Regions from separate parts of the Homo sapiens genome. Here region 1 is linked to region 2. A link is a contact called in ENCODE Hi-C or POLR2A ChIA-PET data. All regions are on one chromosome and are shown on one strand. The core of a region is the stretch at or near the end of the contact, and the rest is flanking DNA. Distances in the headings are between cores, read along the strand shown.

Region 1 (3,843 bases), core at 480-2,979, 1.4 Mb before region 2:
AGAATGGGGATTAAAAAAATGAATGACTAAGCAAATGAATACACAAACTAAGTGAGGGCGCCAGTGAACTAATGATGACGGTGATTATACACAGAAGAGTATGATTAACTCAACCCGCTACTCACTCAGGTCCAAAAGAAAAAAATTTCTCGGGGCTTTGTTAGAAGCTCCCCAGCCTGCCCCTTGTCTGAAGCCTGATGCTAGGACTGAGTACTTCTCTAAACTTCATCCATTTCCTGGAGGCCACATGCTAATCTAGATGTGCATCACCTGTCCTTCAACGGTCTCCCTTCCTCTCTTAGCTCCGTTCTCTCCCCGCAATACTCCCTGGCCCCCACCCCCCACTGATTTACAATTTTCGTGAAATACAACCTTGTCACTGTTCTGCTCAAGATCCAACAACCGTTTCCCAGTAACCTACAAGATACAACACAGTTAAAATCTGTTTCCCAATATTCAAGACCTTCAACGTCTGGCCTGTCACTCCTTTCCTACTTTCGCCACTTCTCAACATGAACTCATCACCCTACCCAACTCCCAGCACCCCACACTCCTGTTCCCCAGCTCAGCCACAGCCAGCCAACCCAATTACACCCTCCTTAGCACGTGCAGTGGTTCTCCCTTGATTGCTCCTAATCTTGTCTATAACAGGGACACACCCCTCTTAGCTCTGCCCCAAGAGGAGGGGTTGCTAATCTGATTGGGCTGCATCACCAATGCACCAGCGAGTGTGTCCAGGAGTTTGTTCCTTCCAGTGGGTTCGCGGTCTCACTGACTTCAACAATGAAGCCGCGGACCTTTGCAGTGAGTGTTACAGCTCTTAAAAGTGGCAGGGACCCAAAGAGTGAGCAGCAGCAAGATTTATTGTGAAGAGCAAAAGAACAAAGCGTGGAAACGGACCCAAGCAAATTTCTGCTGCTGACTGAGGTGGCCAGCTTTTATTCTCTTATTTGTTCCCGCCCATGTCCTGCTGATTGGTCCATTTTACAGTGTGCTGATTGGTCCATTTTACAGGGTGCTGATTGGTCCATTTTACAAACCTCTAGCTAGCTATAGAGTGCTGAGTGGTGCGTTTTTACAGAGCACTGATTGGTGCATTTTACAAACTTCTAGCTAGCTACAGACCATCCATTGGTGCATTTTTACAGAGCACTGATTGGAGCATTTTACAAACCTCTAGGAAGCTACAGAGTGCTGATTGGTGCATTTTACAATCCTAGCTACAGAGTGCTGAGTGGTGCATTTTACAATCCTCTTGTAAGACAGAAAAGTTCTCCAAGTTCCACTGGACCCAGGAAGTCCTGCTGGCTTCACCTCTCACGAGGGGGCGTGGGCCGCAGCCCCACGCTGGGGTGAGGTTATCTGGCACTGTGGACCTCAGTTGGCTGAGGCCATAAGCAGAATGGAGCTGTTTCCCTAGGGCAGCTGAATCAACTCACTCTCTTTCTAGGGACCTTGTTCATCTCTCATCCCTGAGACAGAATGAGTAAACTGAGGTAGGACTGTCTGGCTCTGAGCTGGCCCAGTCGTCTTGCTCTCTGCCCCCTCCCCTCTGTGCACCCTGCGCTCAAGGGCAGGTGAGTAGGAGGAAGTAGCAGCTTCCCTAAAGCTGTGAGCCAGCTGAGAGCCTCAGCCTCCGCTGAGCAGAGAACCCCCGCCGGTTCTCAGGGCGATTTAAGATGACACGAAGTTTGGTTAAAACCTAAACAGTACTCAAGTGAAAATCGTAAAGAGTGGAAAATGCCCTTAAAAATGTCTTAAACTGTTCCTAGAATACTGCCTGGAATAAAAGGCTATACGTATACAATTCTGTGTCTGTTCTCCCAATTCTTTGTTGGTCATTGTTTCTCTATGACTTTCAATTAATTCTTCAGTTGATTCCTCCACTCTTCCACCAGCCTCGGCCAGGCCTCCTGAACAAAGTGCTTCTCTTCTCTGAGGGAGGCTGGAAAATCATTAAAATCGTTTACAAGAGGGAGGAAGAGAAACCAGGGCTGGCAGTGAGTGGGACAAGGGAACCTCTGGGGTTATGATGAAGTTCTGTTTCTTGACCTTGGCTGTGGTTAATACAGGTGTGCTCACTGTGTCATAATTCATCAAGCTGAACACTGGTGACTGTGCGCTTTTCTGTATGATCATAATACTTCAATTTTTTAAGGTTTATTTTAAACACATAATTCTTCCCCTAAACTTTCTAGCAAGGCTGGACTGTTTGAGGCTTAATGGTCCAGGACCCATGATATCTGCCCTAAGCCCTCTCTGTTTGTTTTCTTTTACCCAGTAGTTGAATTCCAGTAAATTAATTGAGGGTAGGATGAAAGTAAATTATAAAGTAGCTCCATTACTAACTTGCTGTGACTTTTGCAGTTACCATGTTGTACAACAGATCTCTTAAGCATATTCCTTCTTTTAGTTTTAGAAAAATTTAAATATTTTTCTTAGTGTGACAGCTCTTACATAATACTCTAAAATGAATTTCTGTGCTGCTTTTTAACTTTCTACCGTTGGCTACCAAGTTATAACCCGAGAGTACTGTTCTGAGCTACATTGCATCTTCCCCAAATTTATATGTTGAAGTCCTAACCAGCCAGTACCTCAGAATGTGATTGCATTTGGAGATAGGGTATTTAAAAAGGTCATTGCATTAAAACGAGGGCACATAGAGTGGGCCCTAATCCAAAATAACTGGTCTCCTTATAAGAAGAAGAGATAAGGACACAGACAAAGACAGAAGGAAGACCATGTGAAATCACAGAGAGAAGACAGCCACCTACAAGCTAAGGAGGGAGGCCTCAGCAAAAAACAACTCAGCTGACACCTTGATCTTGGACGTACAGCCTCCAGAATTGAAAGAAAATAAATTTCTGTTATTTAAGCCAACTTTATTATGGCAGCCCTAGCAAACCAATATAAGTATCAATCTCCATTGCAAGTGAAGTATTGCTGTAATAAATAACACACAATTTCATTGTGTATGTACCATCTCCAAGTAAACTGGAAACTTTTTGATGTTCGTGAATGTGACTTTTATTCCTTGGACCATCTCATAAAAAAAGCACCATTTATATACATAATAGATGCTCAGTAAATATTTAAAACCCATTTCTTAAACTGCAGGATATATGAAGACCTCTTTGTCTTCCTCTATTTCAGGGTTTCAGCCTTATTGACATTTTGGACTGAATAGTTCTTTGTTGTAGAGGACTGTCCTGCATGTTGTAAGACATTTAGCAGCTTCCTGGGACCTCCCACTAGACACCAGTGGTACAAACCCCCTTCCCATTGTTGTGAAAACCAAAAATGTCTCCAGACATTGTCAAACCTCCCCTGAGATTCAAGCCACTCCTGGTGGAGGACTGATCTATTGTAGCCATTTCTTTTTCTCCTCTTCTTGGATATTCTGTTTCAAGTATTATACAAATCTGGAGATTCCTTAGAGATATGTATTATGAATCCTGAGCATCATCAGGGTAACAAGAAATAAGGCCAAATTTATTGGGGGAGGGTGGCTGGTGCACCTCTGATTATGATTTGGTAGGGCTATTTTGTCAAATCTGGCCTGTAGAAAGAAGTCTCTATAGTAGGACAAGACCAAAGAAAAGACTAAAAATGTCAAGACGGTGGTTTCTGCTGAGTCAGAAGCCCAGGCCTCTCTTCCCAAGATTTCACCTCCTGGACACTGGTCACTAGCTAGGATCAACACAGGCAAGGAGTTATTTCTATCTCCAGTAGGATTGACTATTTTAAATGATTTGCGGATTCAGCCATTTCATAGCAAACAAATCCCACATCACAAAAACCACCAGGGAAATTGCCACTAATGAGTATGCTTGTTAACGACCT
Region 2 (3,790 bases), core at 244-2,743:
TTACCTGGGGGGAACTTTCCAGGGAACAAGTGAATCTCCCGTGACTGCTCAGCGGACCTTGTTTCTTGGTGCATGGGCTCTGAATAGTCATTTTGTGTAAGTGAACTAAAGTAAGCTAAATATGACATTTGACAGGAGAAAACATGGTCTATATTTCTTTTTAATAAATTTTTAATTAACAGTTTGTAAAACCATGGAGATTATTTTTCAGTAAAAGGATAAACCAAGCAATCTTCAGTGTAAGGAATAAATAGACAGCAGGCAGAAAGTTGGTTCACAATCATTGCTGTTTTGCAGCATTTTGTAAAGTTCCTAAGTCAGTGACAGCTTGTGCTCTCAACTATGCCTCTGGTAAGCCAGAATAAACTCCCAACTAATTAACTAAAGGGAGAAAACCTTGCTAAATCCTATTTACTTTTTGTAAGATACCAGGACGAAGGCTATCTATTGAGTTGCATTTATCATTTCAAGCGCTTTGGAAGTACTTAGTGCTTTCAAGCCATTTTGATTAATTTAAGCTCTTAGAATAAATTAATAAGTATTCACCCAGAGGCCAGAATAAGTAGGTGTAGTAATATTTCAGTGGCTTGGGCACTTTGTCAGATGTATTCTGACTTGGAAGGCAGAGCTTCACTGGCCACAGTTGTCCCCTTAGGTTGGCCTTGCCACAATTGCAGTGGAGCTGTAGCAGGGTGCCTGGCACAAGAGGCTTGAAATACATGTAGAAAATTTTGCTTGAAAGGTAAGTCAAACTGTAGCTATCATTTGGAAGTAGTAGAGTTATGAACTATGATCGTACCAATACTTTTTTAAAAGGGTTTTATCAAGCTTGCAGTTTATTTAAAATCATTTTGCTTTGTTGGACTTTAAATTCCTAACATTGGAGTGTGGGTTTTTAAAAATTCTGTAAACCAGTTTAATTCACACTTATTTTTCCACTGAACTTTGAATTTTCTAGTGGATTTTATCTGTTTAGTGAACTTACAGATCTGCATCTGGCTTTGTAGTTTGCTAGCCTTTCCAGACTACATAGCAATATATCTCTTTCATATGAGGGTTAATGAGTAGCCAGATTACACTCACCAGTCCATTGTTACATTAAGAGCCACAGAGTTTGCTATCTCCCTTCCATCCCCTTTCATACTTTTTTCCTTTCACAGTTTTATTTGATATAGTAAAGCAACTTTTAAAAATTGAGATTTTTATATTTTAAAACAATATATAGTTTTTAATTTTGCTCCCTTGTAGGTTCTTACTCTATTTTATTGTTAGTTTTAAATTATGGCAATTAATATGAGCTTAGTAATGGTCTAATCAAGGTAGATCTTGCTCCTTGCCTCTTCATCCCCACTTTCCTATACCGTTTTTACCTGCAGATTTGCATGTTTGACCTAGCAGAATAATTGGGTCCACAGCAACATGGGCGTGCCTCCCTTAGAAACACTTGGTTTCATGTATGACTCATAAGCTGAAGCACAGACACCACTTCCCCAATCTACAGGAGCCATTTTAACAGCTAAAACTTGTCGGATTGCTTTTTATTTTCAAGCTCAAAAGACGATAGAGAAAGAATACTTGAAGGTAACTTGTTACAATTTTGTATGTTTGCTTCTGGCTTTTTCTTGAGCTGATAAACAGAGGGTGGTTCTTACCTGTTGAAGAACATGGCTGAATGTGTTCTTTAACCCTCTGATAAAATGTGTGTGGTCAGTCACATGCCTGATTGAACTTAATTGCTAGGGGGAAACAAAGCACTGAAATTCTGGAAAGTTTTAGATCTTCTTGCTAAAGCATTTTGTATGTCTTTGTGATTTTTTTTCTATGTAATTTAAGAATAAAAGAGGTTTTTTGTTTGTTTATTTGTTTTTAAGTACCACAAAGCAAACTAAGGTCAAATTTTAATTTAAAAAACCTAATTGTATTTTTTGGGGTAGTTGAAGTTACAGTTAAGTAAACCGTATTATTCCTGTGTGATATAGATGTTAAATATCCAGGGGCAGTGGCTTTGTTTTGGCATTTTAGCTAAGGGTGAAGTTTTGGGACAACTCAGCCATAGGTGTTGCTCATTGACTGTTATTTATTTATTTTTTTCTCCCTCTCTGTTTTTTAAAGTTAATGAAATTATATTAAATGTTTCATTTTGGAAACCCAATGGAAATTTAAATGAATTGTTATTTAGATAATAAGTAAAAATGAATATTAGATTATTTAGATAACAAGTAAAAGTGAATATTAAATAGAGGAAGAAAGACTAGAATGATTCATTTACTATTAGAAAAAAATGAAGTTTTATAATTCACACTGAAAACTTGTTCTGAGTAACAACCTTAGAAGTAAAGCTGTCTTCTAAGGAAACGTAGTTATTTCAATTTTGTGTAAAAAGAAAAAGTGATGAGTATTGGCCTTCCTTTTGTATTACTGTTCTTAAAATTTGCCTGCCTTGAATTAAAAACCTTCTGTAAATGAAAAGATTGCTCAGTCTTTTCCTGAAGTACTTGTCATTGTAGTTATGAGATTTTGGCTGGCAAGTATACATCCTACTGTGCCTTAAAGTTCTAGGTGCTCTGTAAAGATGAGTGCAGTAGTATTTTATTTCTGAAACATATTTATGAAGATAAAATTGGAATATGCAGTGATTCCAAAAAATAAAGTTTTTGGATATAAAACTTGCCAAATCATTTCTTGTTGACCAAAATGATATTTAGCTAGTTCTTTGAGAATTTGCTATGCACTTACTAAGTGCTTGAAGGCCTGTCAGATTAAAGGGAAGAGACAAAGGCAATCAGTTATTATTTCTTACTCTTTTGTAAGGATTGTTGATATTAACAGATCTCAATTTTGCGGTCTTACAAGAAAGACACAGCGGACATTTTACCAATTCAGCTGAGCCATTTGCTATCATCTTTGTTTGCATATTGCTGGTTTAGTCAGCCTTTGAGTAAGCAAAAGCTGTATTTACTTCTAGTCTGGTCTGTGTGAAAAATCTAATGAAGACTTTTCTATTTTTTTTTTTAACTTTTTTAAGGTGGTGATCCATAAGAGAAAAATCAAGAGGCACACAAATAAGCGGCATAATTAAGATCTTATTTATTAAAGAGAAGTAGAGGAATTTGGTTTCTTAAATTTAAGAAGCTGGTACAGTTAAAGTAGTATAGATATTGTTTATGTATTTTCTTACGTGATAGAGACTGAAGTGGAGTTTCAAGGAGAAGGGAGAAGGGGGGGTAAAAAGAAGAGAACCAAGAAAAGACCAGAACAATTTATTAAGTATTTCCCTCTCCACGTTTTTCCTTCCATAAGATTGAATGTAAGTTTGAACTGACCCATCAGAATTAAATTTAGAATTAGTGATTTATAGAACTTTAGTGCTGAAAGTGACTGAAGATTGTCCAACTGCCTCACTTTTATAGATGAAGAAACAGTGGCCCACAGAGGTCCTGTGATTTGCTTGAGGTCATGCAGTACCTAATGGCAGGGCTTCGCAGTCTGGAACTGCTTGTGCCAGTCACAAGTGATGCTTTGTTTGAAATGCTCTATATTTCCTTAAGAGTAAATAAAACCTTAATTAAGATGTTTGGTGATAATCTTGGTGATAAGTTGCAACCAAATGGATCAACCAATGATTTTGAAAATGTAGTTTTCTTTTTCATCAGAAAGATGATGCATTCATTTTATTTCTACAACAACTTTTTGTTTTTCACTGTTAGAATTTTTTTGTTCATGACTGCTTATTTTAAGATGGCTTTAGATGGAAATATGAAGAGGTGGGAATTAAATTTGAGCTTCTAGA

What was found. A loop is a pair of places that touch in the nucleus more often than their neighbours do. ChIA-PET counts read pairs that join two places held with the same protein, here RNA polymerase II (POLR2A). Pooled maps may share reads with other maps.
Region 1: a loop to region 2 is called in a pooled map, with 4 times the contacts of the local background. The contact joins the enhancer-like site here to the promoter of ELF1 in region 2. A Hi-C loop is called at or near these places in 4 of 50 pooled maps. POLR2A ChIA-PET finds 5 or more read pairs at or near these places in 2 of 52 experiments (activated B cell and activated CD4-positive, alpha-beta T cell).

What each region holds. Positions count from the first base shown.
Region 1 is chr13:42,378,722-42,382,564 of GRCh38, reverse strand. No RefSeq gene overlaps it. Among named protein-coding and RNA genes, the nearest start is that of LINC02341, 44 kb to the left of the region's middle. RefSeq lists a silencer at 1,037-1,106. Within about 2 kb of position 1,729, at least 2 of the 41 ENCODE cell types and tissues checked have a DNase peak (open chromatin) inside an H3K27ac peak, as active enhancers do.
Region 2 is chr13:41,017,019-41,020,808 of GRCh38, reverse strand. ELF1 (E74 like ETS transcription factor 1) reads left to right here and starts at 1,493. Exons shown (of 9, transcript NM_172373.4): 1 at 1,493-1,581. RefSeq lists an enhancer at 1,499-1,608.